2 separate regions of the Homo sapiens genome follow, and region 1 is linked to region 2. A link is a contact called in ENCODE Hi-C data. All regions are on one chromosome and are shown on one strand. Each heading gives the region's core, a stretch centred on a gene start or an enhancer-like site at or near the end of the contact. The rest is flanking DNA. Distances are from core to core; before and after follow the strand shown. Region 1 overlaps BTBD7 (BTB domain containing 7). Region 2 holds the start of ASB2 (ankyrin repeat and SOCS box containing 2).

What was found. Hi-C counts contacts between places; a loop is a spot of excess contacts on that map.
Region 1: a loop to region 2 is called in a map with no recorded cell type, with 2.6 times the contacts of the local background. The contact joins the enhancer-like site here to the promoter of ASB2 in region 2. A Hi-C loop is called at or near these places in 2 of 37 single-sample maps with no recorded cell type.

Annotation. Positions count from the first base shown.
Region 1 is chr14:93,314,437-93,319,423 of GRCh38, forward strand. All of the region lies in intron 1 of BTBD7 (BTB domain containing 7), which reads right to left. Among named protein-coding and RNA genes, the nearest start is that of BTBD7, 16 kb to the right of the region's middle. Within about 2 kb of position 3,580, at least 4 of the 41 ENCODE cell types and tissues checked have a DNase peak (open chromatin) inside an H3K27ac peak, as active enhancers do.
Region 2 is chr14:93,973,371-93,978,274 of GRCh38, forward strand. ASB2 (ankyrin repeat and SOCS box containing 2) reads right to left here and starts at 3,200. Exons shown (of 10, transcript NM_001202429.2): 1 at 3,064-3,200. LOC107984663 (a long non-coding RNA gene) reads right to left here. Exons shown (of 4, transcript XR_001750861.2): 4 at 4,055-4,904. RefSeq lists an enhancer at 1,681-2,252.

The DNA of each region.
Region 1 (4,987 bases), core at 2,330-4,829, 660 kb before region 2:
CAAAACTATTTTCATTTCATAATATAGCAAGGTTGCAAAAATATGGCCACACACAAAATTTTACTTTACCTTAAAAAAATTCCTACATAGAACTGTGTTGTATAGATATGTAATAATTTACTTAACCAAATCCATATTGAGGGTCACATCCAATTTTTCAATATTATAAATAGCACTGCAAGTCTTTTACACATATCTTTGCCCACTCTGCCCAGTCTAAATTATGTCATTAGAATAAATTTCAAGAAGATTCTTGGGTTAAAGGATATACATGTTTCTAATTTGAAGACATATTGTCAGAAGAGTTGCAATTTACACTCCTATCAGCTCTGCATGAGAATGTCCAAAATGCTGGACATTATTCATCTTTGCAATCTGATGGAGGAAAAATTATGCCATTGCTATTTTAATCTCTTAAAAATTAATAAACTGATATTCATTAGTCCCCATGTTGCTTTATATTCTTTGCCCATTTTTCTATTTGGCTGTTCTTTTTACAAATTTGCAACATTTTCTATATTAATGTTAAAATAATAAACGGAAAATATTCATACGGGCCTTTTAAAACTATGATAGCTTTTGTCACAAATGTTTAAATTTTTCATATAGACAACTCTGTCTTTTCCTTTGTAACTTCTGGGTTTCCTCCTTCTTACTGCAAACATTTTTACATCAGAAAACTAATTTATATATAAATATTTAAGCAGTTAGGACAATATTTGAGAAAGTGCTTTCAATTTGTGTTGTAATCTCCAAATTAGAGTATGTGGGTAAATATTCTTCTATTAAGGAGGAAGTTAACATTAAATTAAGAGTTTATAACACAGTTATTATTGTTTCAAGTCATTTGGTATACTAACATTTAACATTTTATTAAGTCCTAAGTATTAAGCTAACTCAATTACCTGCTGTTGCTAGGAAGCGAGATGGATAAATTTTCCAAATAACTGGAGGATGCTTTTGTTAGCCATTGAGGTGTACAATGTTAGGCTTGACTTTTTACTGAATTTCTTGAGAACGTTGTGCTTAACTGACACTATATTACTTGTAGATACATCTGTGCAGCCATCAGTGGTTCTGACATGTAGAACATTTTCATCACCCCCTAAAAGAAGTTCCATTAGCAGTCACTCACCTCAATTCCCCAATCCTAGGCAACTACTAATCTAATTTCTACCTCTATTATTTTGGACATTTTATATAAATGGGATCATATAATAATGTGGGCTTTTGTGACTGGCTTCTTTCACTTTAGCATGATGTTTTCAAGGTCCATCCACATTGTAGCATTTATCAGTACTACTTTATTCCTCTTTATTTGCTGTATAATATTTCATTGTATGGATATACCACATTGTATTTGATTTATTCATTCATCCATCCATCCATTGATGGACATTTGGGTTGTTTCCACTTTTTGGTTATTATGAATAATGCTGTTACAAACATTTGTACAAGTTGTGTAGACATGTACTTCCACTTCTCTTAAGTATATGCCTAGGAGCAAAATGTATCTTTTTTTTTTTTTTTTTGAGATGGAGTTTTGCTCTTGTTGCCCAGGATGGAGTACAATGGTGTGATCTCGGCTCACTGCAACCTCTGCCTCCCGGGTTCAAGCAATTCTCCTGCCTCAGCCTCCCGAGTAGCTGGGATTACAGGCATCTGCCACCATGCCCAGCTAATTTTTTTGTATTTTTAGTAGAGATAGGGTTTCACCATGTTGGCCAGGCTGGTCTCGAACTCATGACTTCAGGTGATCTACCCACCTTGGCCTCCCCAAAGTGCTAGGATTACAGGTGCAAGCCACCATGCCCAGTCTTTTTTTTTTTAATTTTTTTTAAAAAATAGAGACAGTCTCACTCTGTCACTCAGGCTGAAGTGTGGTGGCACAATCATAGCTCACTGTAGCTTCAAACTCCTGGGCTCAAGTGATCCTCCCGAATAACTGGGACTACAGTATGCACCACTGTGCCCAGCTAATTTATTTTTATTTTTTCTGTTGAGGTCTTGGTGTGTTATAAAGGTTGGTCTTGAACTCTTGGCCTCAAGTGATCCTCCCACTTTGGCCTCTCAGAGTTTAAGGATTACAGGTGTGAGCCACCATACTGGGCATAACATGTATTTTTAATTATTGTTCCCTTTTTCCACTCCCCACTATAAGGTAAACTATATAAGGTCAGGGTTTTTCTTTTATTCACTGTTGTATCTCCAGTGCCTAGAACTGTGTCTGGCAAATATAGTAGGTGCTTAACAAATTTTGCTGAATCTATGAATGAAATAGTAAAAACGTTTGCTTGCTCTGACACAGTAATTGAGCAGAGATGGAGGGACAGTTCATATTCAAGATGGTAAAGTGATCATAATATTGCTGTGGCAAACTGAGAAAATGCCCATGTAACATAGACAATTGTAATTTGATCCTTAGTACTAGATTAAATCTGGGCAGAGTAAGCAAAGTGGGTCAGGGAAAAAAAACGTGAGATGAGGCAGGACATGTAGGCAGTCACCAAGTCATGCACATTCCTGTGAAAAGGCTAAGAGTCCTGTAGTTAAGAAATCTGTTTAACTTTGTTTAATTCATCCTTTCCAAACTTAATCACAGAAACCTTCATAAGAAAGAGTGCAGTGGTACGATCTCAGCTCATTGCAACCTTTGCCTCTTGGGTTCAAGCGATTACCCTGCCTCAGCCTCCCGAGCGGCTAAGATTACAGCCATGTGCCACCACACCCAACTAATTTTTTATTTTTAGTAGAGATGGGGCTTCACTATGTTGGCCAGGCTGGTCTCGAACTCCTGACCTTAAGTGATCTGCCTGCCTCAGCCTCCCAAAGTGCTGGGATTATAGGCGTGAGCCACTGCGCCCGGCCGGAATATACTTTCAATCATATCATAGTAGTCAACCTTTGCACTGAGCTAATGTTGATACTTTTTTTTTTTTTTAAGAGAAACAGGGTTTGGTATGTCGCCCAGGCTGGAGTGCAGTGGTTAATCCTAAGTGCAATTATTGTGCACTACAGCACTCAGCCTCCCAAGTAGCTGAGACTACAGAGGCACACACTACCACACCCAGCTAATCTTGATACATTAGGAAAGAAAACAACGGTGGAGAAAAAAAGAACATAACATAAAGTGATAATTGATTTTTTACTTATTTAAATTTTGAATTCAGAAACAGCAAAAGGTACTATGCCAAAAAGACAACATAGCAGGCCTAAGACTGCTATCTTTAGAAAGGCCTGCATGCAAAGATGGCCCTTGGCAGGTCTCTGGGAAATTGGATTTTGGGAGTGTTCCCATAATTCCCTGACTATTTAATAAGGGTGATTTACTATGCCTAAACTGTTTGTGCAAACAATATGGTTTATGCTGAATATCTGCTTTCCTTCTGGGAGCTTGGAATTTGGTACAAGCTAGACAGAGGGTGCCTATGTGATTATACCCCAATAAACACCCTGGGCAGTGAGTCTCTTATAAGCTTCCCTGGAAGACAACATTTCACAAGGATTGTAACAAGTCAATGCATCCTACGCGGCTTCACTGGGATAAGACTCTTGAAGCTTGTGCCTGGTTTCCTCTGGACGTTGCCCCATGGGCATTTTCGCTTTGTATTTTTTTTGCTGTAGTAACTCTTAGCTGAGTCATACTATATGTTGAGTTCTGTGCTTCCTCCTCACCAAACCTGGGGGTGATCTTGCGGATTCAAAATACAGGCACAAAACGGGATATGATAAAATGTCTTTCTCTACTGTCCTCCCAAAATGACATTATATTGTTTTGGGATAAATATTCAGCTGGTAATCAAGAATAAAGCTATTTTTAAAAATCTGCAAGGAAATTACCATAAAGATCAGAATAGCAGTAACCTTTAAAAGGAGGAAGAAAGTGGTTATGATTGGGAAGAGGCATGAGGGGGGCTTTTGGAATACTTACAGTGCTCTATTTCATGGCCAGAGTGATGTCAGCTTTAAAATAATGTTTTTTTAAGTTAGATTTATTTAATGTACTTTGTATGTGTATTACTTCACAATAAAATGTTTTGTTGGAGCTACTACAAATTTGAAAGTTTCAGCTGAACCCTTGAAATTAAATCCATTTCCTAAAGAAAAGGATCTAGAAGAATGAATGAAAAGCTAAGTGTTGAGTCATAGGAAATGCTGATGATTTGGGGGCTGGAAAAGAAAGAGAACTGAGTAAAGGAGAGTATAAAAACACAAATCAGACTGGGTAGTGACCAGGATAGCCTGCATGTAAGAAGTGGCACTTGAATGAGGTTTACATCAAACTGAGAAATCATCCCTTTCCTATATGCTACCAGAAAGTTTGGGATACACTTCAATTTCCATACTCACTCTGTAAGAGCAATGAATTAAAATTTCCATGTCCTCAAACAGACTAAGTTCTTGGAGTACTGGGACTGTGTCTTATTTCAGTAACTATATAGTCCAAAGACCTTAAAGAGTGCCTGGCTCATAACGAACCCTTAATAAATGAGGTGCAAGCTAGATGCGGGGGCTCACGCCTGTAAACCCAGCACTTCAGGAGGCCGAGGTGGGCAGATTGCTTCAGCCCAGGAGTTTGAGATCAGCCTGGGCAACAGGCTGTTACAAAAAAACAGAAAAATTCGCCAAGTGTGATAGTGTGTGCCTGCAGTCTCAGCTACTCCGGAGGCTGAGATGAGGGATCACTTGAGTCCAGGCATTTGAGGTTACAGTGAGCAGTGAGCCATGACTGCACCACTGCACTACAGCCTGGACAACAGAATGAGACACTGTCTCTAACAATAACAACAACCAAAACCAAAAAACAACAGACAAAATCTGCTCTGGTCCTTGCAGGATGTTAAACTATGGAGAAATATAGGCAAGGAGATTTCAATACAGAGACCAGCTTAACAATTAATAGATATCACAACAGCCAAGATGTGGAAACAACCTAAATATCCATTGACAGATGAATGAATAAAGAAAATGTAGTAAATACATAAAT
Region 2 (4,904 bases), core at 1,950-4,449:
GAGGATGCCACTCCAAAAAGAGAGCAAGAATGATGGTGAGAGGAAGAGAGGGAAGAAGGAAAAACACAGGAAAAACCTCCCTGTAGAAGGTTTTTTGAATGTGGAAAGTGCCCTGTTGCAATGATGAGCATCCATTCTGCACAGGACATGCCCACTACCTGCGGCAGTGCCCACACCACCAGCTAAGAAAAGCACCCACAAAAGTCAAGCTTCCAGTTTACTTCTTTGGGCCCCTGAGCTATTGAGTCTCCAGGCCCATGGGTGACCTTCGTCTCCACCTCCTGAGTGAAGGGCCCTTCTGCTGCCTCCTGGCCCTGCCAGAGGCTGGCCCCTCCCCGCATCTGTGTGGCTCAGACACTCACAGCTCAGGACACAGGATTCCAGGCCCCTGACCCATATTCTGCCCAGGCACTACCAATGCCAGGATCTGCCATCTGTGCCAGTGACCAAAGGTGGGGGTGACAGGGGTGGACGGGGCTGGTCAGTCCACCTCTGAGCCTCCCCAGCACCCCTGCCCTAGCACAGCCCGCCTAGCCCTGTTCTGTCCTTTGGGCAGACAAAGACGGCGGACCCTCACCTTGGTTCCTTAGTGGCAGAAGACACAGGGGGTTCTGGAGGCTTTAACTCCAGGCAGCAGAGCGGGAAGGCTCAGGCAGGGCAGGGGGAATCCTCCATAGCCCCTCCTCACCTGCAGGGCTGGCTGGAAATCTTTTAAGTTAGATCTCACCCAAATCGGCGAGGTTCTTTTTCCTTTTTTATCCTCTCTCCTCTGAGTTCCCCTGACCCCGCCTCCATTTAAATCTTTCTCTTCTCTTTTCTCTGCTTTCCTCTCTCCTTTTTTACTCCTCTATGTCCCATTCTTTTTAAAAAACAGATAGTTTAGGAATTTCAATTTACCTTTATTTCAGCACCACCTCCCCAAAAACATTCCTCCCAACCACAAAGCTCTTAATAACTTCATTTATATTCCTGGGCGTTAATTATTCCAAACAATGGTGCTAAGGAAAGAGAACCACAGACACAAGCCACTCCTGTGACAGCTGGCTCCTGTGGGCAGCCTGATCCTCTGCAGCGCAGAAATGGAAGGACACTGGGCAGGCCCAGAGATATTTTTGTGCCTCCTTTGGGAAGGCTCTTTGGATCTAGCCTGTCCACAATATACGGGCACCTTATGATGCCTTGAGTGTGCCAGAGACATTTCCCCTGGGTGCACGATGGTCCTGTTTACCACTGCCACAGTACCTTGAGAGGCCACAGGACGCTGTGGCTTTGAATGTGGACCTTGCAGACCAAAAGGTCAGATTCCTGACTCCAACACTTGCAGCCGTCCAGCCTTAAGCAAGACTTTTAAGCTCTCATAACCTGTTTCCAGACCTGAAAATGGGAGTAACGATCACCTGTAACTCATGGTAGCCTTGACCGAAGTCAGTGAGAGAAATCTGCACACAAGCTTGGGCCAGTGCTCAACAAAGGCTTGCTGGTATGGCCTGTGTTGTTGTTCACTGTGAGGTCACCGTGCGTGGGTTAGACAGTGTCCCCCACCCCCGCCACCACAAGGCACTCATGACCCGGCCTGTTTGTGCAAGAACAGATGATGCAAACCAGCATGGCACCCAGCGGAGCTGCTGCCAGCTTCTTGGGGACGCTGTGCAGCACATGGGCCTGCCACCAGCTGTCAGGACCCGTCCAACTGTTTTGGAAGTGCCTCGAGCATCTGCCACTGTCTGCCTCATGGTGCTTCTGCCCAGGCAGAGGTCAGGGCTGTGGCGGGGGTGCTGGCCCCAGCTGGCTCTGCCTGCGTCCCTCTGAGCCCCCTCAAGCCCTCGCCTCACGAAACAAGCTTATCTTCAGAAGAGCATTCCTGTCCTGTGCAGGGGCTCAGCTTCTGCCCTGCTTCAGGCCTTCCTCATTTACCTGCCCTCCCTAGGAGTCACCAGCCTCCTTGCCTCCTCATTCCAGTGCATACCCCTGGCTTCCCGAAGAGCCACCGAAGCCAAATCTCACATCCTCCAAGGGGAATGGGCCACTGAAATGAAAATGATTCTCCACCTAGAGGCACCAGAAACCAAGTCATGTTTCTGGGCCTCCACCTCTGGGGCCTGAGATGTGAACACACGGGTGGGAGTGTAGGTGCCTGGCTGTGTCCCTTCATATCCCAGATGCTCAATGCATGTGGCTATGTGCATGCCGTCCTCTGCTCAAAAACTCTCAGAAAGTGTTCCAACTTCTTGCTTGGCCTGGAAGGATGTGCCTCTCCCTCTGGCCTCCCCTTCTAGCCTCACCCCCATTTTTCACATGCAGAACCCTTTGCCAGAGCCACATTTCACTTTCCATCATCACCCCAGGTCCCTTGACTTCCCTGCCTTTGCCCAAGCTGCTCCTCCACCTGGAGGTCTCTGTTTCCACCCTGAGGCATCCCACCCATCCTTTCAAAGGCCATGGCCTCCTTAAATGTGTCATGCATATGCGTGTGCACACACATGCATGGTATTCTTGCATCCCTGCATTCCACAGCTTTGTTGGATCTCACATAAATAACATTCCTCCATTTCCTCTCCTAATCCCCAAACAGTTGAAAGCAGAGCACATGGCACCTTGGCTGCTATGGTCTCCCACAATACCGTGCATGCCTAGGCACTCTGCAACAGCTACATTAAATTAACTCCCACTCATGAAAACCTCTATCTGTGCGCCTGGCCTGAAAGCATTTCTGAAAGTCACTTGTCTGACACAGATACCGCCCAAGACCTACAGACCCAACAATAGCATCATTGATAAGTCCTTTTGCATTTCCATTTTTAGAAGTGCACAGCAGAGTGATATTCTGAGCCAGAGTCCTCCAGAAGAATGGGTAAGTACATGCAAATTGCTGAGTCTCTGTTCATTGCATCCAAAACGAAAGTCACCAGCGTGCTGTATAACTCAAGAAAATACGAGAGAGAGGGAAAAGCAACATCACAGTTTGACTACAAGCGGTTTCCAGTAAGTACTGCAGCCGAAAATCCCCACCAGCCAAAGAATCTTTTGCAAGATCTGTATAAGAAAGTTGAAAGCATGCATTACCTGTTAGGCTCTGAAACAAGGGTACAATTCAGGGGTAATACAAAGGATTTTCTTGAAAGTGTCTTAATTCAGAACATGCTCCCCGAGTTTTCCTTCTGCCCTGGCCCCAAGCTTCTGGCTGCTCTGCCAGGCAGTTCTGAAACGCTGTCCTTTGAAGCAGGGAGTTTATTTTGGGGCCACCGCATGACCAACGTTGACAAGCCAAACTATAAGATGTTATACATCTCAGATTTCCTGTTTGGAGGTTGCACTGAGGAAGCTGCAATCCTGCCTTCCGTTCCTCCGGGTGCATCGAATACAGACTCTCACTTCAGAGAGGATCCCGGAGCTTTGGCCCTCACGTGATGTCATCATTTGTGATCCTTGACATGGAGGCCATATATGGGTATGTTTCTGGAACTACCCAGGGGAGAGCCAGACAGGAGAGAGATGCAGTGGGTCAGAGACAGAGGCAGGGAACGAGGACGAGGAGACGCATAGTTGGGAGACAAAGAGTGAGGAGCAAGGGAGGAGGAAGAAAGGGGAAGAGGAGAAGTAAAGGCAACAAAGGAGGGAAGGCAAGACAGCAGGAAGGAAGAGGATGGAGTGAAAGAGAAGGGAAGAAGGGGAGAGAGGAGATGAAGGAGTTGACGTAAAAGGGCTTTGGAGAAATCAAGGTTTGGTGCTGAGCTTGTGGCAGCATTTGGGGATAGCAGGTGTCTGGCTGCTGGATACTGTGGGGTGGGGCTGGGGATACAAAGGGCCAGGGTACAAATGAGCCAACAAACAAACACAGAGGCATGCGGGCAAGCCCTGGGCAGAGATATACAACAGAAGAGAGCCCTTCCTCCTGGTCTAGGGAAGAACGTCCCATTTCTGGAATAGGTCAAATGTCAAAGACAACACATACACAGCCACATGCACTGAGCATCCGGGATGTGACAGGACATGGCCAGGCACCTACTCTCCCACCCGTGTGTTCACATCTCATGCCTCAGAGTTAGGGGTCCAGAAACATGACTTGGTCTGTTCCTCTAAGGGGAGAATCATTTTTGTTTCAGTGGCCCATTCCCCTTGGAGGATGTGGATTTATGATGGCCACAGCATGATTTCTCACTGATTCAAACTCAGGAAACCTCAGGATGCCTTTACACGCACTTCGAATATTCCACAAGGAAATACATCTCAGTATACAAGGTGCCACGGGGTTGAGTCAAGGTTCTGGAGGTCTGACTGGTGCTAAAGATGGGAAGGACACCAGTGGTCCCCAGGCAGTCCCCCAGCTTCCCTGGTACCTGCCAAATTGCTCATCACCCCAGCTGGGTCAGTCTTCCCAGGCCACTGTGGCTGGGTGGCCCTCAAAGTTAGCTCAAGTTCAGCCCCTTCCAGACCCATGTGCTATGGAGGGAGTGTAGGAGAAGGGCAGAGAAGGGGCTGTCAGATTCTTTTTACTTTTTGGAGACTCTGCTACCCAGTAGGATGTTCCCCGAGAGACGTCTCTGTGGGACGGCTCCCCGAGGCCGGGCTGCTTTCCTGGGCTCCTTGCTGGAGGCAAAACACAGGTTCCTCTACTTCCTGCCCACCACCTGCCCCTTCCCAATCTGACCTGGAAGGTGGGCTGTGGCCAGGCCAGGCCCCTCCTAGGTTGCCCTCTGCCTCATGGGCATGCACACATGCACACACACACACACACATACACACCCCAAACTCCATCCAAGATGTGTCTATTCCTTCCCTCCCCTTGAATATGGGGTGGCCTAGTGATGGACTTAACAATAGAATGCAGTGGAAATGATGTCCTGAGACTTCCAAGGCTAGGTCATGAGATGCTTTGTAGCTGCCATGTTGTGAGGAAGTCCAAG